2 separate regions of the Mus musculus genome follow, and region 2 is linked to region 1. The links are chromatin loops, found by intact Hi-C in ENCODE. Cell type or tissue: gastrocnemius. All regions are shown on one strand. Each heading gives the region's core, and the rest is flanking DNA. Links, peaks and the distances in the headings are about the cores only.

Region 1 (14,878 bases), core at 3,896-11,895:
GATAACACTGGGTTTTCCCACTGGGTTTCCTCTGGGCTTCAGTTGTGCACCTTGTACATGTGTGTACACACAAACACGCACACACACTAAATAAGTGCATACACTTAAAACAATTATTTTTTAAAGTCAGTGTTCCATTCTGTGTTCCATCCTAGAACTTGGTAGGTAGACCAGGCTGGCCTCCAGACTCACAGAGATCTGCCTGATTGCTGGCTCAGATGGATGCAACAAAAAAGCCAGTTTAAAAAAAAAAAAAGAAAGAAAGAAAGAAAGAAAGAAAGAAAGAAAAAGAAATGAAAAGAAAAGAAAGCCATTTTAAAAAAAAAAAAGAAAGAAAAGAAAAAAGTTTAAGACAGAGTTTGTTATGCAGGTCATGATGACCTCCAACTTACGATCTTCTTGCTTTATCTACAGAGTGCTGGGATCATAGGCATGTGCCATCATGCCTAACTGGAACTATGTATTACATTACACACATGCACACGGTTTAGTAATTTGGTTTATTTTGAGACACAGTCTAACTCTGTATCCCACTAACTCTGTATCTGACCTGAAACTCCAGGCTAGCCTAGAGCTTGTGGAGGTCCTTTTGCCTCAGTTTCCCGGGTGATAGGATCATAGATGTGGGGTTTTTGTTGTTGTTGTTGTTTGTTTGTTTTTTGTTTAAAGATACATGGTTATTTTTTAAATTACGATCAAAATATCTAAAACAAGAAGCAATGGAGTCCATTCTTATTTAGTCCATTTGACATCTAAATTCCAGCAACTGGGCATGCTTTGTATGATAGTCTTTCTTATAAGTAGTATTTTCAGCTACTAATTACACCGCATTGTTACAAATTAAGTAACGAGAAAGTAGCATTTTGATTTATTGCCTTAATAAATAACTTGCTAGAGTATTGATAAATCTGGCCTCCATAGGCACCCACACATATGCTTGCATGCACACATGCACAGGAGCACATACATTTTAAAGAATGGGTTAATAATAATTAACAGTTATTTCTTAGGGCATAATTCAGAAGTCGCTGGAGCATCTCTCCTATGTTACACTGCAGCACACTTATCTGTACGACTGCACACGAGTCATAGAGTAACCACAAATTATAAATAAAGATAATAATTGCTCTACCTGGAGGCAGCTGCTATATTAGAAATTAAATTTCCAACAATAGTTTATATTGTATATCTTACTAGTTACAACATTTTTTGTCATTTTTTCCCCCCTTGAAACAGGGTTTCTCTGTGTAACCCTGGCTTTCCTGGTTTGCATTTTGTAGCCCAGGATTGTCCTGAACTCAGGGACCCACCTGTCTCTACTCCCCCAGTGCCGGGATTAAAGTTGTGCACCATTATACCTGGCTATCATCTTTATTATTTTTGTTATGTACTAAGAATGGCTACAGTGCTTCAACCTGATAGATATTTTAATTTTTTATCCTTTTAATTGACCTATGAAAATTATATGTCTCTATGGGATAACTTGTGGCATTCAGATTCTCATAGAGGAGTCTTTTCCATAATGATGGCTCTAATTCCACCCACAAGTAGTGTGTGTCTCGCTCCTCACCATCCTCGCCAGAACTTGCTATCTTTGGTCTTCGGTACCAGTCACTCCAAACGGGATGAGGCAATGTCTCACTGTGGCTGTGGTTTGCATTTCATTAGTGCTTAGTGGTTGCAGGTATCTTTCATGCACTTGCTGACCATATGTGCATATCTTTTAAAGACATGTTTATTTAAATTTACTTTTTACTTTTAAAATCAGACTAGAGAAAATTTTGAACTTTTATTTGTGTGTGTGTGTGTGTGTGTGTATGTGTGTGTGTGTGTGTGTTTGTGTGTGTGTGTGTCCACAGAGGCTTGAAGGCAGCACTCAATCCCCTGGAGCTGGAGTTTCAGGTGGTTTTGAGCTGCCTAATGTAGGTGCTAGAAACTGAACTCCAATCCTCTGAGAGAGAAGCAAACATTCGTAACAACTGAGCCATCTCTGAAGCCCCTTCATAGCGCTTATAAATATAACCACTTTCTTGTTTTCTTTTGTAGGTAGTCTACTTTTGACTACCTACAACCAATGTTACAGATTTAGTATGTTGCTTTTTTTTTCTTCCAATTTTGTATCTGTTGCCAAAGTACATGGATCTCACTATAGAATCTAGGGTGGCTTTAAACCACTACATCCTCCTGCTTTGACCTTTGATAGGCGTGCACTGCTACATCTTGCTTGCTTTTACATCCCATAACTTTGTCAAACTTACTCGTTCTAATGATTCTTCTGTGGATTATTCAGGGCTCTCTAGGTAAGAGGTCATATCCTGTAAAAACAGCAACAATTTGACTTTCCAATTCGGAGAGATTTTATTTCCTTCTCCTGTCTAACTGCAGGAAATAATAAATAAAAGTCATAGAAATCCATACCCTCCATATTCCGTCTCTTAAAGAGAAATCTTTCATCTTCTCTCCACTCAATATGATGTTAGCAGCGGGCTCATTAGATATGGTTTTTATCATGCTTTGACAAAACTATATTATACCTAATTTATTCCATTTTAAAGTGCAGGTTGCTGAATTTTGCCAATGCTCCTCCTGTGTGCATCTGATATGACCATACAACTCTGTCCATCCTTGTGCCTATGTGGCTCATCACAGTATTGTTCTGCACAGCCAAACGCCTCTGTATCGATGGGGTGAATCTTGTGGACAATAACGACAGTGGGTTATGTTTTGTGCCATCGTAGTCAGTACTCTGATGAGGATTTTTGCATGTTTATTCATCAACAATACTGGGAAATTTTTTTTTCTGTATTGATTGGTTTGGAGATTTGAGTGTAGAAGAATTCCCTCCTTTTCAATTTTTATGAAAAATTTGAAGAGAATTGTATCACTCTTTTAAATATTTGGTAGAATTTAGCAGTGAGACCTTGTGGCCTTTGCTCTTCCTGGCTAGGAGACTGCTTTGATTTTGCTACTAACTGTTGTTCAGTTTGAATCCTGTTTCTCCATGATTCAGTCTTGTATGTGTTCTAGAATCTGCCTATTTCTTCTAGCTTACCAGTGCATGTGTGTAAGTCTCCATTGATGATTGTATTTTCTGTAGAATAAACTGTGATGTCTCCTTTCTCTATGTTTTTATGTTCATCTAAGGAAAAAGTTTAGGCAGGGGAAATATTTCAGTCAGTAAAAAGGCTTGGTCTGCAAGCATTTGGATCTAAGTTTAATTCCCAATCACTCAAGATGGTGTGTACTAATGACCACAGCGCTGAGAGATTGGAAGAGACAGGGCAAACCCTACAGCTTCCTGGGCAGACAGTCTAGCAAAGCAGTGACTTCCAGATCCAATGGGAAACAATGGCTCAAACATAAGTGGGCTGGATCCTTGGTGATTGCCTCCAAACTCGACCTGAATTTTCTCCATGAGACCCACATGGTTGAGGGAAAGAACCAACTCCTACATTAGTCTTCTGATCTCCATTCATGCATGTACACACACACACACACACACACACACACACACACACACACACAGAGAGAGAGAGAGAGAGAGAGAGAGAGAGAGAGAGAGATTATGTTTTTAGTTTTTTTAAGACAAGATTTCTTGGTGTAGTCCTGGTTGTTCTGGAATTTACTCTGTAGACCAGGCTGACCTTGAATTCAGAGATCTGCCTGCCTCTGCCTCCCAAGTACTGGGATTAAAGGTGTGCACCACCACCTGGCTAAAAAACACAATATAAAATTTTGATTAATTTCTGTTTGGTTTACAGACCCTGGACAAGGGACTGAGGTGCATATTTTAACCTATCAAAGTGAAAGATCCTGACAGAATGTAAAAGGTCACAGAAGCCCTGAAATTGGCAAAATAGATTCCACTGTTAGTAGAAGTAGCTTCACTGATTTAGAAAAGTAGAGGTGCACAATGCTCTGGCCGCTCCTTGAACCTGTGTGTCTGCCAATGTTCTGACCATTCCTTGAACCCAGGTGTGTGCTCACTGCTGCACCTCACTGCCAGGTGTTTGTGATATTGGTTGCTAAGATAGAGTCAGAAAAACAGCAACCACAGCTGGAGCCAATCCAGAGTTACTGCACCTGCATTAGACTCTTCCCTCCCATACCCATTTCTTGAGAAATCAAGATCTGGAAATCCCCTACTCCCTCCTTCTCCTTTTCCCCCCTGAGGACCTATAAAAACTGGGACCACTTTCCCCTCTGGGTCGACTCCTCTACCCCTGCATGGGATACGAGTTGTCCCCAGAACTCTGGCTTTCCCTGAATAAAGCCTCATGTGGTTTGCATCAAGCTTGGTCTCTCGTGAGTTCTTGGGGGTCTGCTATTATCCTGAGACTTGAGTGAAGGTCTCCCTCCGGAGGTCTTTCAAAAGCAGGCCTGGCCTCCAGGCTCTCAACATCTCTCAGTCCCTCCCAGGTGTACCCTGCCCTGAACTTTCCAGTCCGAGGTCTAGGCTGCTCTTCCCCTAGGGGCTCCTCCCTATATAATCCAGACATTTTTTGTGCTCTCTCTTTCTTTCTCCCTCCCTCCTCTCCCCCCCCCTCCCTTTTTCCTTCTCCTTCACCTTCTCTCTGCTACAGCCAGTGAACTCACCTGCCTGAAAGCAGTTTCCGGATAAGCCCACAGTTTAATATATTCTAATCTTGCTTGAATTGGCTCATCTTGCAAGTGGAGAAATAATCTATCAATTTTGTTTCTTGCAGAGAAGCAAGACAGAATAAACAGCAAAAATTACTATTACAATGTAATTATATGGAAGAATTAGCTGGAAATATGAGTTTTGGGAGAAAAAAAGGCATTTGAAGAGAGTCCAATATATCAAGAGGTATTAGTTAAAATACAACAATGTTATAAAATATAAAACAACAGTATTTAAAAAAAACATTATCTTTACAATTATCTAAATTTATGGTGAACAACTTGAAGTGCTAAGTCTTTAAATGTGATAGTGGATCCACAACTTTTAGAAATGCATTTGGAAAAGTCACACTCTGTGAGCTGTTGCTGACCAGTCACCAAACACTTGATATTGTGCTCACATTCTTTGAAATCTCTTAAAGGAAACATATTTGTTCATAGAAAAAAAAAATCAAAACTGATTTGTTTCCAGCAGTCAGCAGTGTTCAGTTGGTTACAGAAGGTTTCGTTGAAAGAATGGGTTTGTTTTTGTTTTTGGTTTTGGTTTTGGTTTTGGTTTTGGTTTTGGTTTTTTTGAGACAGGGTTTCTCTGTGTAGCCCTGGCTGTCCTGGCACTCACTTTGTAGACCAGGCTGGCCTCAAACTCAAAAATCTGCCTGCCAAGTGCTGGGATTAAAGGTGTGCGGCATTGTTGAAAGAATCTTAAAGACAACTAACTGCTTTCCCCACCACCAAGTGCTGAAGACAGCCCCTCCCCCCAGCCCCACCCCCCTCACACTTTAATGGGCTGTGTAAGTCACTGATTCTGACCTGCATTAGGAATTCATTTGCCATAGTTTATAAGTGCCAGACCAACCACGAGAAAGAACAGCTCTTCTGGACCACTTTTCTCACTTCCCATCAGACTAGGGCATCTGTTCCCTCACTCTTGTCTGGTACCTTACAGTGATGGCTATTCTTGCTTGTCAACTTGACCACATCTAGAATTAACTAGAACCCAAAAGTAGGGGAGATTTTTTTTGCTTAGTTTGAAATGCGAAGATTTATTTCGAGTCTGGATCTTTGAAGTAGGAAGACACACCTTTAATCCAGATCTTTGGAGCTGGGAAACCCCACCTCTAATCTGGGCTGTGCCTCCTATGGGACGCCTATGGAAGGACTTGGAAGAAGGAAGCTCTTGCTCCTTGCCTGCTTGCTGTTCTGCCAGCGCGTCCATCCCTTCGCTGGTATTAGAGTCATCTTCTTCAGGATTCTGACATAGTCCGAAGATCAGCTGAGACATCCAACCTCATAGGCTCAACAACTATGGGATGCTTGGACCTTCGGTACACAGAAGCCATTGTTAGGCTTGCTGGACCAGAGCCTGTCAGTCATTCTAATGAATCTCCTTTCTCTATATAGAGAGATGCACTCTATAAATTCTGCTGCTCTAGGGATCCCTGACTAACATTCATCACTCACCTGGCCCTGACGGCTCCTGCGTACCCTGGCAGAAGCAGAGGCTGGCCTGGATCCCAGAAAAACTGGTCTCCTGGAAAGATACCAAAACCTTAGAAGTGACTACAAGAGATAAGGTCCTGCTTACCGGAACCTGGGCAAAGTCGGGGACCGTATCTCAGGGACCTTGAAAGGGATTTGCTATACGAACCAGAGATAAAACGGGGCAAAATAGCTGAGATCAGCTTCTGAAGGTTGTCTTGCTAAGAAGAGATTCCCCACCCCCACCCCAGGCACCCTGTGAACAGAAGCATGCAGGCAAGACTGGGGGAGGGCTGGAATAGGGCTCCATCCAACAGCACCTTCCTAACATGCAGGAGGAACTCTATAGGGTCCCCACTCTGGACAAAATGAAGAAAAGAAACTGATTTTTAAGCCAAGTGTGTGGACCTGCATTGATAGCCCCCAGGTGTTTGAGGTATAATTAAGTTGAAAGCTGGGCTAAGCTATGAAGCATGACCCTGTCTGAGAAAGAGGGGAAGGGGGGAGGGATGGAGGAAAGGTGAGAGGGGGAAGAGGGTGGGAGAATCATCTGACTGAATAATTTAAAGGAATCTGTGCTCAATACTCCAGCACGAGCCATGGGGATGGCTCAGTGCATAAGGATTGTCACCACCAAACCTGGTAGCCTGCACTGGAGCCTCAGAACTCATCTTGTGGACAGAGAGAACCAACTCCTGCAAGTTGTCCTCTGACTTACACACACACACACACACACACACACACACACACACACACACACTACATAAATGTAAAACAAAATAACAACAGCAAAAACCTTAAGGCTCCTGTCTTAGTCAGGATTTGTATTCCTGCACAAAACATCATGGCCAAGAAGCAAGTTGGGGAGGTGTGGGGTATTGGGCTATGCAAAGACAGTCTGGTCTTCAGTCGAGCTGAGGTTTGAGCCCCAGGACCTGGTGGTGATAATTCACCTACATGGGACAGAAGGAGTTCTCTCATGTCTCCTGGAACCCTAGCTCCTATCAAAGTTACCTCCCCCTCAGCCCCCACAGGAGAAGCATGGCTAGCAGTCACTTAGGCAATGTCCCAAACTTCTGACATTCAGGCTAAACTCCTCCCCAGTTACCTAGCAACAGTAAAGATAACCCATACCATAAGAGGGGCTGTTTGGCCCCACCTCGCTCTCTTGCTCTTGCTCTTACTCTTACTCCTCTTATTCTCCTCTCTCTTCTCCTCTCTCCCTCACTCTCCCTCTTACTCTCTAGCCTTCCTTCTCTCTTTCTCTTTCCCCTTTCTCTCCTCTTGGCCATGACTGGTCTCTCTCTCTTTTACCTTCTCTTCTTTCTCCCTGCCTTTCTACAATAAAGCTCTAAAACCATAGACTGTCTATATTCATCAAGGCCCACTGCACTTGGACGATGGATAGGCTTTCCTCTAATGAGCCATTTCTAATCTCCCAATGGTTCCAGTCAAGGCCAGCTGCTGCGCTTACTCTCGTCAGCGTGGGAACCTCTCTCCCTAAGCCCTCTCTCCTGTAACCCCGGGGCTACAGGGTGTCGCCCGGGGGCCCCTTGGTTTTGGGGGCTGCCCCTTGTCCACCCCCCATCGAGTGGGGTCAGTGGCTTAGATGCCCACCCAGGCCAAGTAGAAAGCGTCTGGCAGCCCTCCCGCTTCCACCTGCCCAGAGCATAGGAGGAACTCTGGCCAGACGTGAGCTATCCTCCCCTCCCCCTCTTCCCCTACACCCCTTTTAGTTTCCACAGGGAGGAAAGGGTTCATTTAGCTTACTCTTCCATATTGCTGTTCATCACCAAAGGAAGTCAGGACAGGACAGGACAGGACAGGACAGGACAGGACAGGACAGGACAGGAACTTACACAGGGCAGGAACCTAGAGGCAGGAGCTGATGCAGAGGCCATAGAGAGATGTTACTTACTGGCTTGCTCAGCTTGCTTTCTTATAGAACCCAGGACTACCAGTCCAGGGATGGCACCACCCACAATGGGCTGGGCCGTGCCCCCTTGATTACTAATTGAGAGATTGCCTTGCGGCTGAATCTCATGAAGGAATTTGCTCAAGGGAGGCTCCTTTCTCTGTGATAACTCGGCTTGTCTTAAGTTGACACACAAAACCAGCCAGTACAGCTCTAAAACCTGCAAGGGCAAAGGCTAGATTCTGTCCTCTGTTTCGGGAAATATTAAAAAAGAACCTGTCAACTCTCTGTACTCCTGCTTCTCTCAACCCGCCAACTCTCCGACCCCACTGGGCCACGTTCCCACTCTGGTACCAGCACTGGAGGGCCACAACACTATGTCCCAGTGGGGTTTCAGCAGGGTTCCTCCAGCTCTGTCCCATAGATCCACCAGCCTCATAGTTTGATAGCACAATACCTAGTAACCTTGTAAAATTAAGACTCAATGCTTATATTTAACCAATCAGACTTATATATCAATAAATTCTCAATAAACAAGATGCCAATGCAATAATTACAAAACCAACTGATAATGATAAAAGCTGCCCATCTAGATTAGACAAATTATCCCAATATTCTAACCTTTTGGTTCATGCCACGCTAGTTTACATAGGCCTCCATTTTCCTCCTCCTCTCTCTCTCCCTCTCCCCCCTGAGAGGCTCTCTGCCCCTGCAACTCTTAGCTCCGCCTCCCTTATTCCTGTCCAATCACAGGCTTCCCACTGCCCTAATGTTGTGATTGGACAGGGAAAATCCTGCAACAGCCTTCCATAAAGGTATTTCCTCTTCTGTTCCCGGCACTGTGAGTGTGGCCTTATTTGGAAATAGTGTAATGTAAGTTAAAACAATGTGGTGCTACATCTAGTCACGGGAATGTTCCTAAGAAGGGACAGAGACAAACAACATGGAGGAAAGATGCATGGAGTGAGAGGAGATGAGATGCCAAGGTAAGAAAGGAAAACTCCAGAATGACAAGAAGCCAGACAAGGAGATCTCTGGAGCCTTCAGAGGAGCATGCACTACCAATAAATACCTTGATCTTACATCTCTAAACACAGAACTATACAAAAGTGAATTTCTGTGAAGACACTTAGCTTGTTATAATGTACTGTGTCATTCCTAGGAAACAATATAACTTCCCTTGGAATGTGGAGAGATCTAGGAAGCCTGCCACTAACCCGACACCAACATTCCTGAAAACCTAGCTCAGCTGAACTAGTGTTTCTTAGCTGCGGGCTGGGTACCTATTGCTGCATGGTGTATATTCTGTGCTTGTCATGATGACCAAAATGACAGGCATAGCCAGCCACTGCCCCAATGGTTTCTCTGTCTACTGAGAAGGGCTGGGAAATTGAACAAAAAAAATTATATCCTCCTGATGTCCTACTAGGTCGTTATTTGAGGGTTATTTGACTTGACTTCCTAGAAGAATGCACCTTTGTTTTGTTTTTGTTTTTGTTTTGTTTTTGGAAACAGGTCTCACTATGTAGCTCTGGCTGGCCTTGAACTCACGATACCTGACTGCTTTTGCCTCATTACTGCTGAGATTAAAATATATACCACACCTGACCTTAATTCTACTTTTTGATATTAGATCAGGGCCCCATCTTGAAGTTACATGTTAATTTGTAGACCTCTGTCCAGTAGAGAAAAAAACAAATTATAATTGTATTATCTGAAGGACACTTTCAGAATCTCTTTCCTGGTAAAGTATATAAGCTCTTGATTTTCAAATGTTCCTGGGTGCTAACTTTGCAGTCTTATGACTGCCTTCATTTACTAAGCCCAGGGCATTTTTTGACACTGTTCATTCTATTTTTATAGATGAGTCATGTCTTTGACCTTTTGAGTCTTTGACATCAACTCTTGTAAAGCTCAAGTGGTATGATATGTATGTTTTAATATTATCCCTGGAAGATGGTAGGTGTTTGGTGAATTCAAGCTCCCCTTCAGGAGCTCAGAAAAGCCTGGAAGATTCTGAGCAGGTAACCACTTGCAGGTGGCCCCACTGCAAAGCAGTGTGTGCCAAAGCAATTGTATGCCTGCTTCTGGTCCTGCCCTTTTTTCTTACCCTGTTCTTGTCTTTCATGCCTGTTACCCAGGGGCATTCAAGAGGCAGGAGGCTCTCAAGTTCAAGTCCAATCTGGGCTATAATGAGTGCTTGTCTCACTTCCGTGGTGATGTCTCCATTATAAAACCTCTCTAGCATTCTTTCCCTTGATCTTTTAAATGTAGCTTTGCCTCAAATTACAGGGCTTAAGATTATATTCAATCCAGAATTGCTGATAAGTTTGGGGACAATGCTTCCCATCCTTTGCTGCAGGGCAAAAAAAGGTAGAAAAGCCAAAATCGAAGCAAGGCCAGGTGTGGTTGTGCCTTTAGTCCCAGCAATCAGGAGGAGGAGGCAGGCAGATGGCTGTGAGTTTGAGGTCAGCTTTGTCTACATATTGAGTTCTAAACTAGCCAGGACTACATAGAGAGATCCTGTGTGCTGGCTAGATTTATGTCAACTTGACACAAGCTAGAGTCATCAGAGACTAGAGAGCCACAGTTGAGAAAATGTTTCTATAAGATTGGGCTATAGGCAAACCTGTAGAGCATTTCTTAACTAATAATTGATAGGGGCGGGAAGCGGAGGTGGGCAGCCCATTGTAAATGGGGCCAACCCTGGGCAATTAGTTCTGAATTCTAAAAAAAAGCAGTCTATCCAGGAGTGGTGGTGCGTGCCTTAACCCCAGCACTTGGAAGGCAGAGGCATGTGGCTCGCTGAGTTTGAGGCCAACCTGGTCTACAAAGTGAGTTCTAGGATAGCCAGAGCTGTTACACGGGGAATTCTGTTTCAGAAAACCAAAATAACAAACCAAAACAAATAGTAAGCCAGTAAGCAGCACATTCCCATGGGCTCTGCCCTCCTGTCTCCAGGTTCCTGCCTTGTTCAAGTTTCTGCTCTGACTTCCTTCAAGTGGAAGTGGAAGTCAAATAAACCCTTTCCTCCCTAAGTTCCTTTGGTCATGGTATTTCATCACAGCAATAGTAACCCTAACTTGGACACCCTGTTTCTGTCTCTATATCACACACACACACACACAAACACACACACACACACACTACTCCCATGCTGGACATGATAGCACATACTATAATCCCACTAGTTGGTAAGATGAAGCAAGAAGAGTCATGGTTCCAAACTTGCCTATATGTAGTGACCCCCTATTTCATAAAGGGGGAAAAAACAGCGAAAAAAAATAGAAGGAGGAGAGAAAGAGAGGGAAAGAGAAAGAGAGAGGGAGAGAGGAAGGAAGGAAGGAAGGAAGGAAGGAAGGGAGGGAGGGAGGGAGGGAGGGAGGGAGGGAGGAAGGAAAGAAGGAAGGAAGGAAGGAAGGGAGGAAGGGAGGAAGGAAGGAAGGAAGGAAGGAAGGAAGGAAGGAAGGAAGGAAGGAAGGAAGGAAGGGAGGGAGGGAAGGACCAGAAGCCAGGTATAGCAGTAATCCCAGCATTCAGGTGGTAGAGGTGGGAGGATCAGAGACTCAAGACCTGCCTTGGCTACATAAATTCAAGGCTAACCTGGGGTAGGTGAGATCTCAGGCTCAAAAGGTAGTGAACAAAGAGAAAGAAATCGGGTCAAGGGTACAAGAAGAGCTCAACACAATGATTTGGGGGTAATCAGATATCAGACAGATATAACTGATTTTTGCATGGACCATTTACACAGAAAGCACATTTCATTCTTGTCATAAATTTAATAACATTTTTTCTAAAGTAAAATATGGAGTTTCACATCTACATGCCTATGTATTGTATATTACTAATTTATAATATATATAAATATAAATATCATTATAATATAATTAGTATATAGTACATAGAATATATAAATGTGTATATAAAATACATAAATATATAGTATATTACATGTTATACATATATTCTACACACTATATATAATATATGCTAATTAAATAATATATTCTACAACATATGCATGTATGTGATGTTATATTTATACTGATATACTTATATATAAGCATATATTATTAGTATATAACATGTTAGTATATACTAGTTAGTACATAATAATACTAATATACTTATATATACTAACATGTATATATTCATGTTATATGTACTCATATATACATATATATTAGTAATAATAAATTTCAGTTTACTTTCTCTTGTTTTGCATCAATGCATTGTTCTGCTTTTAATTTAATAATTTTAAAAATAGAATACATTTTATTCATAAGACCTTTAATGCAGTTCCTCTGAACGCCAGGCATAAGAAACATAGGCTACGGTAACTGCTGCCCCCTTGTGGAATAGTGAAAGAAGTTTAAAGTCCTGTTGCTTCTTTAGCACATCCTCTGATTTAGCTACAGATCATTGTCCTGTAGAAAACAAGATAGGTAGATAAGGTCTGTGTTCTCCAGTACTTAGTGTAGTCATTCAGACAAAATACATTGTTAGAATATTGCCACAAAAGACAGCATCATTCTGTGGTGGGGTTAGTAGAGGAACGCAAGAGCTTTACACAGAAGTTCGTAACCCAAAGGTTCATGAGGAGTCAGGCTAACTCCATACGGTGTGGCTTTCTAGTGAGATTGTTTCCTGACAAGATTTCCTGTTCACTCTTTCTTATTCTTTCTCAGTAGCAGGAAAGAGAAGGGAACAGGCAGTGATGACTAGCCTCAGCCCCTCAGAGGAGGCCAGGAGGGCCTTCATCTTGCCTGTCTGGTTGCATTCTCCAACATCTTTCTTCCCTGTGTGTCTAGAAGGCTATGCAGTGCACACTGCCTCTGTCCTCTCTGCCGAACACTTGTTTGTTTGTCTGTTTGTCTGTCTGTCTCTCTATCTATCTATCTATCTATCTTTTTATCTATCTATCTATTGTTTTTTCGACTAGGTCTATCACTGAAGCTGAAGAGCATCAATTCATCTAGACTCCTCTGCCCCTGTGCTCCAGGAATCCATTTGTCTCTGCCTCTGCTTGCCTCGGGTACATCCAGGTGTCTGAATGCAGGGAATCTGAACCCGATTGTCTTACACAGCAGGCGCCTGAGTCATCTCCCCAAGCTCCAATCTGAAGCATCTTTATTTGTGAGGTTGATTTCTCTTTTTCTGGTTGATATGAAAACAATTAATTAACTGTTGAGCATATGAAGCCCACATAATGAATGGTTGAGTTCAACGATTCCATCAATAGTGAGCTGTTGGGAGCCGCCCTCACATTTGCCATTATAAGATGGCGCTGACAGCTGTGTTCTAAGTGGTAAACATAATCTGCACACGTGCAGGGGCAGTTTTCCCGCCATGTGTTCTGCCTTTCCCGTGATGACAACTGGGCCGATGGGCTGCAGCCAATCAGGGAGTAATACGTCCTAGGCGGAGGATAATTCTCCTTAAAAGGGACGGGGTTTTGCCATTCTCTCTCTTGCTTTCTTGTTCTTGTTCTTTTTCTCTCTCTTGCTCTTGCTTTCTTGTTCTTGTTCTTTTTCTTGCTCTTGTTTTTTCTCGCTCTTGCTCTTGCTCTGGCTCTTGCACTCTTGCACTCTTGCTTTCTTGTTCTTGTTCTTTTTCTCTCTCTTGCTCTTGCTTTCTTGTTCTTGTTCTTTTTCTTGCTTTCTTGCTCTCTCTTGCACTCTTGCTCTCTGGCTCCTGAAGATGTAAGCAATAAAGCTTTTGCCGCAGAAGATTCCAGTTTGTTGCGTTCTTCCTGGCCGGTCGCGAGAACGCGGGTAAGAGTGAGCAAATGAACATGTGTTGAGCATGCATGGAGCGTGTGAGGTCTGCAGCATGTACTAATGATTCATGCGGGAATTATGGCATGATAACTAAGGAAATGAGTGACACCCGTGTGAAGATATGAATGGTAGCATGAACCCACAAAGGACAGGACCATGTCTTACATACTCAAGCTAGGTTACTTTTAACTGATATCTAACATAATACTGTACCTATGTCAGGGTACTATATGATATTTCTACTTATCAGTGTATTATATTTTTAATATCAGTTTAAGCATATCTATTACCTCAAACCTCTCCCTCTCCCCCTCTCCCCCTCTCCCCTTCTCCCCCTCTCTCCCTCTCCCCCTCCCCCTCTCTCTCTCTCCCTCCCCCCTCCCCCCTCCCACGCCAGCTGTTTCTGCCTCCCAGTACTGGGATCAAAAGCATGAGCCACACTGCCTGGCTACTAACCATTGCTTTCTGGTTAAGAGAAGAAGAAAAAGGAGGAGGAGGAGGAGAAGAGGAGGAAGAGGAGAGGAAGAAAAGAAACAACACCACCAAAAGAAGAAACCTTTCTTTTAGCTTTTTGAGATAGAGATTATATTTAATGAATCTAGACACCCAACTTCACCACCACGAGGCCCTATCAGAGCACATGCAGGGGAGCAAGTGCATCCACGAAACAGGTTGTTATGTGACAGTGTAGTGTGGAAAGAGGCATTCCTGAGTTAGGCTATGGAAAATCTCTCAAGGAAAAAAATAAGTTACATTTAAAGAAAAGGTAGAGATTTCCTTACAGGGACAGAAAACAAAGGTGAGCTATGGCAAACAGAAGGAGTTAGGCTTCTTTCTCTCTCTGGATAAAATCCAACAATGATTCACACTCAGAGAAAAGCAGCCATGTGATAGAAAGCCAGCCAACAATCGCTGAGGCTCACCTAAGCCACGGATGAGAGAATCATAATGCCTCGTCTGGACCGCACAGCGAAGGAGCAATGGAGTGTTTTCCTCAAAGCTCGGCTATCATCCATTAAGCAGCTGGGTCACATTGTAAAAACCACCTTCCAAAGGATGGCTC
Region 2 (14,878 bases), core at 3,043-11,042, 210 kb before region 1:
TTTCGAGACAGGGCTTCTCTGTATAGTCTTGGCTGTCCTGGAACTCACTTTGTAGACCATGCTGGCCTCGAACTCAGAAATCCGCCTGTCTCTGCCTCCCAAGTGCTGGGATTAAAGGCGTGCGCCACCACCACCCGGCTACCTTAATTATTTTTAATGCTTCATATTTTGTGTTTTGCTGTTATAAGACCATTAAGTAATTCGCACAGTTACTCAGGCCTCCGTCCACTATGTTAAATGAGTCTATGGATACTGAAACACACTTCAGATATAAAGGAACACTGAACATCTAAAAAAAACACTGCTTAACTTTTCCATGTGTTATTAGCCTGATACCTAAGGTTTAATGAATTTTGGACCACTAAAATAATGGCAAAAATTCAATTAAAATGCCCCCCCCAATATTGTTGACTGTAATATAGAAGATGGGAACTTAGGGGAACCCAAACAGAGAAAAGCACTCATATTAGAATCATTTCAAAGCCACAGATTTGTGTCAGGTGATTCTTCTCAATGCCAAGTTTCTTGTGGGTTTGTTCTGCAGGGCCTGACCAACATGGGAAGCAGGCTGGAGATCAATGGCAGCCAGGGACACAACAGCTGCCTGGACCAGCTTTAGAACTGTCACAATGTTTCTCTGTTGTTTTTCACAGTACAAAACCCAAGACCCTTTCAATGAAAGGGAGACACAGTCTTTAGGAGCAGATTTGACACATGGGTCTAGCAATGGAGCAGTCAGCAATTAAATACAGAGGAGAAAATGACCCGGCTGACTCAATGAGCTTTGATTCGATGTACTTCGGACCCCATCACTGAGGCTCATTTTCTTCTAAGGCTCCTGACAGGCGCAGCTTTGTGCCCCAGGACAAATCAGCTGAATCCTCTATGTTTTCAGGGCTCGCTGAGTGTTTAGCCATGTGCTGCCTTTTCATTTACTGGTGTCTCTGCAGCGATGGGGCATTCCTGCCCTCACCACTCATGGATCGCTACTTCTTAAATTACACCAAACCAAACCAAAGGAGGCAGGCGAGAGTGTGCTCGTTTGCAAACACACACACACACACACACACACATCCCATATATATATATATATATATATATATATATATATATATATATATATATATACCACACATATACACACCTGTCTCTCTCAGTGTCTACCCTCTTGAAAGTCTACCTTGGCTGTTGTGGTCACCCCACTCTTCACAGAAGAGGAAAATAGAGTGGAGAGTCCACACGAACCAGAATCTCAACTCCATCCTGCAGAAAGAGAGGAGGAACTGATGGCCGATATAAACGTCACGGGGGTTGTTATCATTAAAAGGGGCCGAGCAGTCCCTGCAGACGATCCGCTCTTTGGCTCTAATGGAAACGGAATTTCTCTATCAATTCTCGTATTCCATTTGAGCAACAAGAAGAGCTAAGAGTGCTCCCCTAAGGCTTTCCTCAGACATCTAGACAGAGAGATGGACTGTGGGAAAACAAAGAGGCCATGCATTCCCTTTGCAGGGTTCTTCAAGTCTCTGTGTGGTCCTGGGAGCTTCCTCATTTGGAGGACAAAATACAGATCTTCTGGTGCTGGGGCTATACAGCTTTGACTTGCCCTCGGGGGGTCAGGGCATTGAGGCTTTTGACTCAAGGTAATTCCATTTTAATTCTGTCTCTATTTGCATGCATGCATCCATATGGCAGGGAACACATCACCAGCCACGAATAAGGGAGGATGCAGGCGATGTTTTAGTGACAGGAAATATCTACAGCACACTGAACGGTGGGAGGATGCACGGAGCTGGGCAGAGCCACCAAGATCAGAGCTTTCCAGGTTAGAGGAATCACAGGGTAATTTTGTTTTCTCCTCTAAGTTTTTGTGGTCTTAGGATTTCTACAACCACTGGAAATTATATTTCTAATAACATGATGTTGGCAGCAAGAAAAGAACAATCGGCCCACCATCCTTTTCTCCCAGAGAAGAAGAAATGGGGAAAGGACTGGACATGTAAACTTCTCCTGTATTAGCCACTTAAGCGTTAACCTCCCCTGTGCCAAGATTTTGGCTTTGGACACAGCAGAAAAACTACCTTAAAAAGTCTCTGGCACAGGGAAGAGGGCAGGCAAAAACAAAAAAACAAAAAACAAAACAAAAAACAAAACACAAAACAAAACCCAAAAAACCAAAAAAACCTACCACACTAAAAGTGTAAGTCTAAAAACGAACAGTGCAACAAGCTTTATACCAGAATAGCAGGGGCATTCCTAGAGAATGGAAATCAATGGGTTCTACTTTAAGAAATGATCATCTAGATTTCTCATTCTTCATATCCTTAACTTGTCAACACACATTTCATGTGAATAATGCGCTGAAGGAGAAAACATTTGCTCTTATTGCACTCCAGCTTTAAAAGGGAAAAAGGACGGACCCTGTAGGAGCAGGATTGATGGCATATGGTAATTACACGATTAGGTTGAAGGATCCGTAATAGCATAAGCTTCCATTAAACACATTCCTCAAGAGGCACACTTACGAAAAGAAATTAGGCCATTTACAAATCATAAACAAAAAAGTCATGCAGCAAATTCTTTTGTATATAGATCGTCTGCAGTCTTTTTCCTGCCACTCCTGGCTTGGGACCATTCAGAGAAAGTTAAACGACATTGCAGGCAAGAAGCAAAGACCTGCAGCTGTGACACATGGCAGGCGCTTCCAAGGCAGGAGAAGCTGTCCAGGCGACAGGAAGACCATCCACTGAGTATCTGCACAATGTAAAAACTGGTCAGCTGTGGCTCATTTCCAACCAAGCACCCGACCTCTCGGTCCTCCAAACACAGAGGAGATGGTGCCACCAACACAGAGCACTGAGAGAGGAATGGTGGCAGCCGAGGAAGGAGCAGCTCCAGCTCTCCTCCCCGCTCTGCGGGGCTTTCAACCCGGGCCATCTCCATCACTGTCAGACATCTGGACACACAGACCTGTTCCTGTTCCCTCTGCCTCAACTGCACTTCCACTGCCTTGCTTTCTGTCGGACCTTATCCTGTTAGCCATTTGAAAACATTTCTAGGATCAAATAGAACTAAGTCCAACATACATATCAAGAATGGTCTCCTCAGGTTATAGAATTTCAAACAGCACGAACAAAATAAAGTTTCCTGCGTTATTTCTATCAGAGACCAGCTATCCTCAATCTCCGCAGAAGCTGGTATTCGGTACAACCATTAAAACACTTTAAAATATGGTTTATTAGAATCAGTGCAGACAGATGTGATGTGCTTTCACAACCGCAGCAGAAGCTAAACAGAAGCTGAGTTTCTTCCATAAAGAAAACAACCTGCTAAAATAAACTCTAGGTTCCATTGTGTCTGCTTTCAAAGTGAAGAGAACCAGCACTTAAAGGCTTACCATATCATTCAGCAAGCGGTATTGAGCTCTGCTATGTTCACACTATTTCACAGAGGAGGAGATGGAGAACAAATAATTAATTTCCCAACAATTATCCAGTGGTGAATGGCAGAGCAGAAACTCAACCTAGGTGGCTCCTGCTCTAAGAGATGAGTTTTCCTAATATAAACACAGCCTGGAATGTCTGTGTTAGTGAGTCCCATCATAAAACTTTCACCTAACCTTAGGTTGGGGATGTAGCTCGGTGGTAAAATGCCTGACTAGAATGTTCAAGGTCCTGGGTTCAAATCTCACCACCACAAAGTAAATCTACATATGTAAATACACATGTGTGCATGCTCGAGGGGACACACATACACACACACACACTCAACCTAGCCAGATATACCAGTAACATATGAGTCTGGATCTAGACATACTGTATTGAGGGAGAATAGTTTGACAGACTAAGATTACTCATAAATATCAACACTCAAAAGCAAATGACAAGAAAAAAAATCATGTATTAAATGTAAGTCTTTATGATTTATAAAAGCCTTGATTGTATAATAACATTTCATTTATTCCTTCATTATACTTGAGAAATCAATGAGATGCATGCTCAGCACCTTTACCTTGTAGCTAAGGAAATGAAGGCATGAAAAGACACTGACTCCTGGTGGGGAACAGCATGGCTTTTGTGTCATGCAGAATCCAGGAAACATTTTTATCAAAATAAACCTAAAAATCATGGCTGAACAGGTACAGAGAGCAAGCATTCCTTGTCGAATGGAAATACACTTTTTCCAACCTGTCCCAGTGCAGCCTACCTGTTATTTCATATTTATAACAACACTCTTTCAACAAGATTCATTTTCTTGCTTTCTGGAAAACACCTTGGATAATTTGTTAGGGAAAACATTCTAAGCAAATTCTGACAATTTATCTACTATCTTAGCCAGAAAGGTTTTTGCTCGTGTAGTAGTCATGACCAAAGCATCTCTTATAAAAAAATAAAAAAAAAAATCATCAGATTGCTTACAGTTTCAGAGGTTTAGTAATTGTCATTACAGTGGGGAGAAGAGTGGCATGTGTGGTGTTGGAGCGACTGCTGAGAACCACCAAGAGAGACATTTGGCTTGGCAGGGCTTTTGAAACCTTAAGATCACCCTTACTGACTCACCTCCTCCAACAAGGCCACACCCCCTAATCCTTCTAATCCTTTCAAATAGCATCGTTCTCTGGAACCTAAACATTCAAATGTATGAGCCTGTGGGGGCCATTCTTATTCAGACTACCGCACTTATATCTTCCTTCCTTTGTTGTCTCATGGTTTGAAACAAACAAAAGAACTGAGCAGAGAATAAAAGAAAACAAACAAAACACCCACCCACCCCCCAACAACAACAAAAAATAACTCCCCTTCAAGAGCTCTTGAGATGTGACAACAGAAAGCTCTAACAGGGCAGAGGTGACCACTTCCAGAACAGCATTTAGAAATTTATCACCAGACATGTTTTCCAACATAGAGCTTGTAAAGAGATCTTGAGCTGCACTTGAGGAGAGAGTCAGATACCAATTCAAGGAGGAAAGGTTTGGGAAGTGTAGGCTTGTCTGAAAAATCCCTGTGTCAGAGATATTTCATTTACATATAAACTAGTACCATCCAGTTAGGGATATATGTGAACTGCAAACAAATGGTGGGATCAACATATCGTGACTCTTCTACCAAAACTGCCTTTTAAAAGCACTGTCCTCCCGTCCTGTTCCTTTCCTTCCTTCTTAGCACAACTATGAACTGGGCATGTGTCAGATCAAGCTGTTTCTCAGGTTCAGCCCCACAGACTTAGTGTGCAACAGATAATTGCTTATTGAACTACATAGAGGAACAATACCCCTAGACTCCCGGTGACACACGGAGCTTGCTTTCCCTTCGCCACTTTTCCCACCTTCAGTCAAGTCCTCCAACTCTCGAGTAAAGAAAAGTATTTCTTTGGGTATAAGATGGTAAATCAGTTTGTGCAGGTGGTGCAGTTCCACAACTGTAGAAACTTTAAGAGTGCAGACATAATCGTCTCTGTACAGATCTCGCTCCGGGGTAACTCTCATTTTTTCATTTCAAATAATTGTACTTACTGTCTTAATTATTGCCACTTACATATTTAGTTAGGAGAAAAGTGTAGATCAGAAGCTGAACATTAATAATTTGGGTTTACTAAGTAATAAAAAATGCATTAACTAGATGCAGAGCCAAGGCACCTGGGTAAGCCTCCATCCAGCTCTTACAATCTCTGCTCTGTGAACGGCAGTGGCATTTTTATGTTCTGTTCTTTCTAACCAGGTCCTTGTGTCCTAGCCTTGCTCTCTCTAGAACAGAGGGACCTAAGTCCCTGCTGTTTCTAGAGTGCTCTACAGAGTGCTTCTTCAAAGATCTGTTATGTTGGCAGTTCAACTGAGGTAGCAGGATACAGTCATGAAATGCTAACTTGAAGTTCCAGACCCAATGCAAATCTGAAAACTAAAAATTTTGGCAATCCTCTATGTGACTGTAAAAAGCCCTGACCAAAGCCAAAAAGCCAAAAGTATGGTAATGAAGGGAGAGTGCAGGAGTTAGAATTCCTGGACGCACAGTGTGCTGTGGATAATCTCTTTGCCCAGGTATCCAGGAGAAGGGAGAGAGAGATACAGGCAAGATAGGAGAGGGGGGCTTCAAAAGGACAGAGGCCTATCCTACGCCCTGCACTGAAAGAACGTCTGAGTCTGTCCTAGAAAAGCCCAGAGAACAAGAACGGAAGGAGAGCTGGAGGTGAGGTGACTGCTGGGCTGGCCTGCCCACCCAGAATTATCTGGCCAAGGACCACAGGGTGTCCTGTGGGTAGAGGCAGGCCACCAGAGGGAAGGAGCTGTTTGGATGCCTCATAGAAGCTGCTCAAGGGGACAGCCTAGACCTCATCACAGAGTCTCTGTGGGACTAACAGCCAACAATCCATGGGATGAGCAAAGTGTGCTGCTTACAAGTCAAAGAAGGCAGGCATGAGAGGCGCTCTCACCGCATGCTCCACTGTGATGAAGGGCACTAAGGACATGAAGCCACAGCAGAAGCACAGAAGAAAGCAATGCCACGCCACGCCCCTCCTCCTCCTCCTTTCTTCTCCTTTTGAAAGTTTGGCATATTCAATAGCTCTCTCTCTCTCTCTCTCTCTAGAAATTAGATATTTTCTTTCTTTACATTTCAAATGTTATCCCCTTCCCTGGTGTCCCCTCTGGAAACCTCTCTCTTCTCTTTACTTTTTCAGCACAGGCTCTGGCAGACCAGACCCTGGCTACCAAGGAGAAACTTACAGTGGATTTCAACTGGTAAAGAACTTATTTCTTCGGGGAAGAGAAGGCAGGGTATCTCACTTCATGCCTCAAGCTTTGATTACCTCATGAACCTTGGTAGATTTGCAATTTAACTTTATTACAGTGAAGAATATTGCTTAATCTTATGGAGATTGCCTGAGTTTTCATCCTGGAGATGAATACTTAGTCTGGAGAAAAACTTAGTCTACTGAATATATTCTGATTAGATGTCAGGAAACAAAAATAAAGACCCTCTCAGATGAGAAGCCATGAGTTCTATTTGCTCTGGATCAGCAGAAACTATTTTTAATAACCAACTCATTTAACCCGACAAACTGCCTTAACCTAAATGGGGATTTGGGGTTAAAAACAATGAAAACCCCATTAAGAATAGTAGTTAGGTCTGTGTTGGGTTGGACTGAAGTGAGAAACTCTGACTCCATCGGCCTTGCATCTCGGCTCAGAGCTGCCGTTGTAGTTTGTCTGCTGCTATAACAAAATGCCGTAGAAAGTCTCTTAGTTAGGGTTATTGCTGCTGTGATGAACACCACGGTAAAAAGCAAGCTGGGAAGGAAAGCTCACACTTCTACATCACGGTTAATTATCAAAGGAAGCCAGGACAGGAACCCAGAGGTAGGAGCTGATGCAGAGCCCATGGAGGGGTGCCGCTTACTGACTAGCTCCCCACAGCTTGCTCAATCTGCTTTCTTATAGAACCCTGAACCACTATTCCAGGGATGGCACCACCCACAGTGGGCTGGACCCTCCACATGATCACTAGTTAAGAAAATGCCCTTTTGGTGGAGCTTATGGAGGCATTTTTCTCAAGAGAGGCTCCCTCCTTTCATATGACTCTAGCATGGGACCAGTTGGCATAAAATTAGTCAGGACAAAGTAACATATAAAGAGAAATTCACTTTCCTATAGTTCCAGAAGAAGAAAGCTCCAAGATCAAGCCTTGTCTCTTATGGTGCTATGTAGGTATCCACACAAGGCAACCATGACAGAGGGACAAAAGAGGCCTAGCTATTTGCCTTCAGCTCTTCGAAGTTCACTAAACCCATTTGTGAGGGCTCTGCCCTCAAGACTACATCACCCCCTAAAGTCCCTAGGACTGCTATGTTGGGGATTAAGTTCCCATCTTGGAAAGGTCACAATCATCAAAACACAGTGTCACTGTCCTTTATATGTCTTTCCTTTTCAACAACGGGAGAAGACGATGAGGACCAGCCTCTCAGAGTCAGATTCAGGTCCTCAACACCAGTCAGGTTTGGTCTGAAGGAACACCACAGAGAGTCTCTAGTTGGCCCTGCTTCATCTAGTCATATCTCCTGAACCAAGCTCTACCCAACGGGGTGAGATGCCAGTGCACCAGTCCTTCGTTCAGGAGAGTAAGTGATCTGTTGTCTGACGTGAAGAAGGGTGTCGGGCAGAATAGTAGTGAGCCTGGCTACACCCATGGTCCTACCACAGAGGATAAAAAGCAAGTAACACAACCAAAGTCATACAAACTGGAAGTGCGTCTCTGGCCCTGGAGCCCTGATCATCTATCTAACTGCAATCTGTGCCACTTCTAATGCTCTAAATTGCTAGTTTATACTATTTACATAGTGTATGCGCGCATGCATATGGAGGTGAGGACACGCTGTGGAGCCCTTCCTCCATGTGGGCTCCAGGGTCGGGCCTCGGGTTGTGAGGTTAGGCAGACAGCACCTTTACCAGGTCAACCATCTCCTTGGCCCTGAATCTCTCTTTTAAAGGATTGTCTGGGTCAGGGATGTAATTCATTTGCTGTCCTCAGAGAGGACATGGATTAGATGACTGCACAGCAGGTCATGAGCTGGATCCTCACAAGAGCCACTCCATCCTCCTGTTTAATCCGTTCCATATGCCCTCACTGGGTACTACTATCTAGTACGTGCCTGACACTCATTCCGCTTACACTACTGCTCCTTGTCTGTGAGCCCTAAACCGAACAAACCCCCTGATCCCCATGGTAACCTACAAAAAAGGAAATTAGCATAATAAATTCACATAATCCCCAATTAAAACTGACCATCAGTGACTGGTTTCGTTTGACTGGCTATAGGGGGAGACAGGCAAATAGCTTTTCTTACAGACATGCTAATCACTAACATATACATGATAGAAATAACAGATGCCACAAACCCCAAAATATTTTTTGGCATAAAAAACAAACCATATAGCTTGTAAGGGTTTCACTGCCAAAAGGTTTGTCTCTAATTTGCCATGCAGAGTCATTGGCATTGGACCATAGCCACAGTTACAATGTAAAGAAGGACGTCAGACAGCCACGAAGGGAGGCTGGTGGCAAGCGGGGGGGGGGGGGGGGGGAGGGAGCAGGCAGCAGATGGAGGGTACCTTACAGAAAGGAGGTTAACAAATATCTTACAGAAGCTAAATTTAGGCCTTGAACACAGCTACACAAACAGTTGCCTTATATTCTCACTCTATGGCTGCTCCCTGCTTTTAAACCCCTCAAAGCACGACTTAACACCAGCCACAGCAGACCATACAACTTCAAAGGCACAAGTAGAAATTCCTTTGCTTCCCCAACATTACTTCCTTGAGAGCGCTTCTGGATAGAAGAGATAACACAGCCCAGCTTTGATTAGGGGTCTCTGCCAACTTGCTGTATTAAAGTAGCACAGGCTAGGGGCTCTTATCTTTGCTTTCAGTCATGGGGTGTTCCTTGTACACAGAGCTTCAGGCAAAGCAGAGATACAGCAAAAAGTCCCTGGTCCCCTTGTCAGCCGTCAGAGTGTCTATTTGCACACCGCTGACCTTAGGTAGAATACCTAATGGTTCTTGATTTCTTGGTTCATTTGCAGACATACTATGTGCTATGAGGCATCCTGGGAGCATCTATGATTATTTATAGGGCTATACCAAGCTCCTTGGATTATATCTGAAATGAAAACAAGCATAAGTGCTTTGCCGCCTTAAGGAACTCCCTCCACCAACCCAGGCCCTACATCTGTAATAAGCTGTGCAAGTTGGGGGGGGGGGGGGCTCAAGAGACTGCTATCATGATGACCCCATTTAAGGTCAGAATGACATCTGGTGGCAGTTCCTTGACTGGACCTACCTCTCACACCCCTAGCAATGGGGGGGGGGGGTGTCTGTGTGAGTTATGCATCTGCAGAGAAAAGAAACAAGGATGCATGAGAGAATAGGACCAGATATGACAGTGGACGAGACTCTCAGTCAAGGCCTTGCCTCAGAGGTCCTTGATACAGGACATGTGTTTCTAAGCCCCCTCCCCTCCCCAGAAAAGGGCAGTGGACGGTCTGAGTGGGTTCTGTCTTCTCTCCCCGGAAACAACTGTTCAACCCAGGAGCAGACACCTCTGTGTAAGTCATTTCCTCCTCTCAAGTGCCTGCTTCTCTTTCACTGATAATTACATTTGAGGTTACTACAGAAGTTGGCTGGTGTAACTAAACCTCAGGGTCCTCTAAAAACAGGGTAGCATCATTTTTATCTCATTAAGGCACAGATCTGAGGACTTCCTGAGATGATGAAGTTAAGGACTTGGTCCTCTGCTTCCAGTCACGGCAGATTATTTTTGCAGTAATACGTGCATGCAAAGAATCATTTCCTAAACGCATTACAGCCAGCATGGAAATGACAGGTTACAAACGTTACTGTTAAGGATCAATTTAGAGCAGTATGCCAGACTCCAGTGAATCATTTCATCACTTGAAAACTTCAGGATCCCCATTTCCAACACCCACCCGCAGCGTGAGTACGAACTGGAATTCAGAGTTCAGGCTTAACACATGCAAATGTAGTGCTTTTAAGTAATGGTTTTCAGTAAGCCTGGTAAACCAGACCTGCAGAGCAGCCACTGCAAAACAAAATGGCCATGACTGCTTCTCATTTGGAAATAGCATGTGGTTTTCATACTCAGAATTGTTAAGAGCAGATCTCAATGACCAGGGATGGCTTCTTGATTTTTCTCCTTCCTGCGCATCGAGCTGTTTGCACAGATGCAGTCTGCTATGAAAGGGAATGGAAGCAAACAGGAGCAAACAGTCACTTTGCTCAGCTAGGTAATCTGAAGCCACAGCCCTTCCTCAACGAGGCTTTAAGCCAGGAAAAAGCTGACAGAACAAGAGATCTAAAAGGAAGTCTAAATGTGACATGTTTCCTATCACCCATATAAGTCATATAAGTTCATATTTTAGGCTCACTTTGCAAAAACCTCACAGCTGACCTGTTAACTCATGGCAACATTACCCTGCTAGAACACACCTGGCATGAATTGCTGTGTGTTGCGCTTAGCTGAAGGCATATACGTCAGAAACTCGAGCAGGCTGTGCAATAGCACGCTTGCCAAATACCACCTAACCTGAGGACGCTGCATTTCTGTAGCATGCCAGTTTATATAAGCTCTATTATATGTCTTTCTAGCAAAATATGGGAGGTTTAGGGTGACTTCCACATCTGGAAGTTGTCCCACCATTATCAGGATAGATTTGGCTGGCTCCACTTTCTTCTCCCTGATCTGGAGCCTTCAAACAGGAATGACCTCCTTTCTGGGCCAGACTCCCTTTCCATCCTGAGATTTTCACATTAGAAAGAGATCCAGAGCATCTAAAAGCTCTAATGTCCTTATCAAATGTAGCATTACCCACACTGCTCCTGAACCGCCCCAGAATATTACGTTACTTGATGTCTACAAAATTTTCAGGCTTCAAGTCATTTTTCCTTGGTTTCCCTCACAGCCTACAGCCAAGCTCTGTAGGAACAAAGTGCGAGTTCTGAAGAACGTGGGTCCTCCTAAAATAAACGTCTTTCATCATTCCAGTGGGTAAGAAACAAACAAAATACAAGCTCGAAATGAAGACTTTCAGTAGGACACTTGCAGATAACCTCGGGCCCCTTCTGCACAGTAGCTCTCTTCATGGGTTGTGGGCACATAGGCCATCCAGGTGGTATGATCCATCTGTGTTCTCCGTGTGAAGATGTCAGGAGGGAACTACTCAGAGGACTTTCTACTTGGCGTCTCAATGCACTTCCATGGATTGTGACAGAAAGGACTCTGTGGACACCCTAAGGTGTCATCAGATGCCATCCTGTCCCACGTTCCTGAGTTTGTGGCCAGCCTCACATGCATTTAAAAGTGAGCGGTGAAGGAGAAACGGCCATTTTCCCAGTTGACCGCTTTACTACTTAGCTTTCTAGCACTGTCTCTGTATTCTCCAACCTGAGGTGATGTGGAAGCAGTAGGGCAGGAGGAAGGCCATTTCCAAAGCATTACTGGTGTGAGCCCATTTAAGAACCCAACCTCATAGACTGCCTAATAACCTAAAGCTCGCTAAACTAAGGGCAGGCACATTTCCTAAGTCATCTTGAATGAACTAGAACTTCCCGACCCAGACCCCTTCACTAGAACAGCTTCTGAATCACCGCCCCCCCAAAAAATCACAAAATATAGTACGACTTTAAGGAAGGCTGCTTAGAATAAAACATTCAGAAACTATCTTCAATGGAAGTAAGCAGGAAGGACCCATCCTAATGGCCTCTGTACTGTGAATCAGTTTCCCAGCTGACTTTAAGGGAACTGCCAAACTCTCACCACCAAGTGTTATTTCATGTGTACATGAAATCTTGGAAGGCACAGTACCTTCAGTTATAAAATAAGCATCCAGTGGACGCAGAATGAATAAATGGCTTTTAGGTGAACTTTTTCTTTCCTGTGTGTGATTACTTTCTAATTAATGAATGAATAAATTTTATTTTAATGTGTGTGGGGGGTCTTCTGCTTGTATCTTAATTTGTGCACCATGCACACCCAGTGCCAGTGCCCGTGGAGGCCAGACGAAGGGTGATGGAGGGAGCTGCTTGTATGGGTGCTAAGAACCAAATCTGATCCTCTGCAAGAGTAGTGAGTGATCTTAACAAACCAAGCATCATCCCAGACTCCAATAGGCTGAATGTAGTAGACCACCAACTCTACTTAACTTGCTACCAACCATCTCTAAGTTAAATCTATAGCAACCCTTGAGTGGCATTAATATCTAGAAGAGAAGAAACTGAGTAGAATTAGGAGTTTAGGCAACAAAAACCAAGCCCAATAGTTAGGCACCCAAGTACATAACCCCAAATCTCACTGCTGGGCTGCGTTCAACCTCGCTTTATCAGATGCTCTCTGAGGAGAGGACTCCTGTCTTTTAAGGCTAAAATTGCATTCCTTTTGTCTTGCACAGTGCCTGACATATGGATAGTTCTAAAAATACTATTACATAATTCTGCTTGCTGTCAATTCCAAAAATACACCAATCCTTTAGATTGCATTGCTGTGGGAATCACGAACATGACCAAGCTTACTTACATCATTGTAAATGTTGGGGTTGTACAGCCCAGGGGAGATGGAGGAGTATAAGAGCTCACCTAGCTCCAAAAGCCTTTCGGCCTAGAGGGAACTCAGTGATAAAAGCTAGGCCCCAGAAGTTAAAGTTCAATGGATAATGAAGGTTTTTGTGATTAGTCAGGTGTTCGGGTTAGTTTTATGTCAAATTGATCCAAGCTAGAGTCAAATGAAAGGTAGGAGCCTCAGTTGAGGAAATACCTTCATAAGATCTAGCTGTCTGGCATTTTCTTAATGACTGATTGATATGGGAGGGCCCAGCTCACTGTGGGTGGTACTGCCCCTGGGCTGGTGGTCCTGGGTTCTATAAGAAAGCAGGCTGACCAAGCCACAAAGAGCAATTCAGTAAACAGCACTCCTCCATGGCCTCTGTAGCACCTCCTGCCTCCAGGTTCCTGTCCTCTTTGACTTCCTGTCCTGACTTCCTTCAGTGAGGACAGTGATATAGAAGTGTCAGCCAAACAAACCTTTCCCTCCCCAGCTTGATTTTTGGTCACAATGTTTCGTTGCAGCAATAAAAACCCTAAAACAGCAGAACTTTGTAATGTGGAAAAATGTAAATCCACAGACTTAAGTCATAGAAGACTGAGAAGACACAATAAAACAGGCTGTATGAGAACCATCTAGGGAGCTAAGACTCTACCTGATGTCACATGGAAATCTCTGGTCATGAATAGCTTCCGTATATGCAGAAATAGCTCTGAATTATATGGTATTAGATAACTTTCTCTGACAGTGCTTCGCCATGCTCTGGGTCTTTGCAGCTCTAAGACTAGAACTGACTAAACTGCCTGGTCATGACAAGTCTTAATTAACAGAAACACCAACTGCTTTCCTTAAATGGATTTGTATTTTTATATCCTAGATGCTCAAAAAGTTTTGAAATATGACAAACATTTTTAAAAAGTAATTTCCCATTCAGTAATCTACTCACTTCTGGCATTTTATGTTATTTAAAGCATAAGTTTAAAAATGATGCTTGTTGTTATTTACTAGATCTGAATGTATTATGATTTACAAACCAGTGATATTTAAAACCAGACAATTTAAATAAAAGGGAATGGAGATTTATTAAATTTATAAAAATAGCTGAAATGCTTTATTATCTCTGTAGATAAGACCAGAGATAACTTAAAATTAATATTAAACTTGGGGCAGGAGGGATGGCCCAGTGGTTGAGAGTACATGCTGCTCTTGTAAAGGGTACTGGTTTGATCCCCAGCACCCACACAGTGGCTCAAAGCTGTCTGTAAATCCAATCCCAGAGGATCTGATACCCTCTTTAAACTTCTCTGGATACTGCACACACACGGTGCACTGACAAACACCCAGGCAAATCATGCTTACACGTAAAAATTTAAAAATTTACCTAGCTATAAGTAAAAGAGAAGTCACTAGAATTGGAAGTTTTTTTTTAAAAAAAAGCTTTTTAAAAACCTCTAGACTTTGAAGATTGCAATGAAAGTCATATAGACAGACAGACGGACAGACAAACACACACATACCTAAAGACCTTTAAAAATAAAAATAAAATCTCCAGTTTTTCCTCATCCCATCTCTGACTCAGTCACCCTCATGTTTAGTCTGCTGATTGCCCAGTCAGTATGGCTGGAATCAATTAATGGCATGCCTGCAGGCTCTACCATAATTACGCAGGAGGAAAGATTAAATAGCAATCAGCTTTTGTTGCTTTTGTTTTTTGACATTCTTAGACACATACTACAGTGAAGAACATGGACTGTCTAAATATCAGGAACTTCAATAAA

Evidence for each region. Hi-C counts contacts between places; a loop is a spot of excess contacts. Peaks named below come from ENCODE experiments on the same cell type or tissue, not always from the same donor. Only the 100,000 strongest peaks of a DNase experiment are listed, where the experiment ranks them.
Region 2: it touches region 1 in a loop (4-fold over the local background); 36 of 42 quality-filtered maps call a loop at or near these places.

What each region holds. Positions count from the first base shown.
Region 1 is chr3:69,254,752-69,269,629 of GRCm38, reverse strand. Gm40070 (a long non-coding RNA gene) reads right to left here. Exons shown (of 3, transcript XR_867357.1): 1 at 14,739-14,878; 2 at 12,324-12,462; 3 at 5,800-5,961. Among named protein-coding and RNA genes, the nearest start is that of Gm40070, 7.6 kb to the right of the region's middle. In gastrocnemius, for the core only: no CTCF peak of the experiment used is centred there; DNase peaks (open chromatin) are centred at 6,161 and 7,764; H3K27ac peaks cover 1,287 bases.
Region 2 is chr3:69,464,091-69,478,968 of GRCm38, reverse strand. The region is part of intron 1 of Ppm1l (protein phosphatase 1 (formerly 2C)-like); the gene reads right to left. Among named protein-coding and RNA genes, the nearest start is that of Gm52607, 9.4 kb to the right of the region's middle. In gastrocnemius, for the core only: no CTCF peak of the experiment used is centred there; no DNase peak of the experiment used is centred there; H3K4me3 peaks cover 582 bases; H3K27ac peaks cover 469 bases.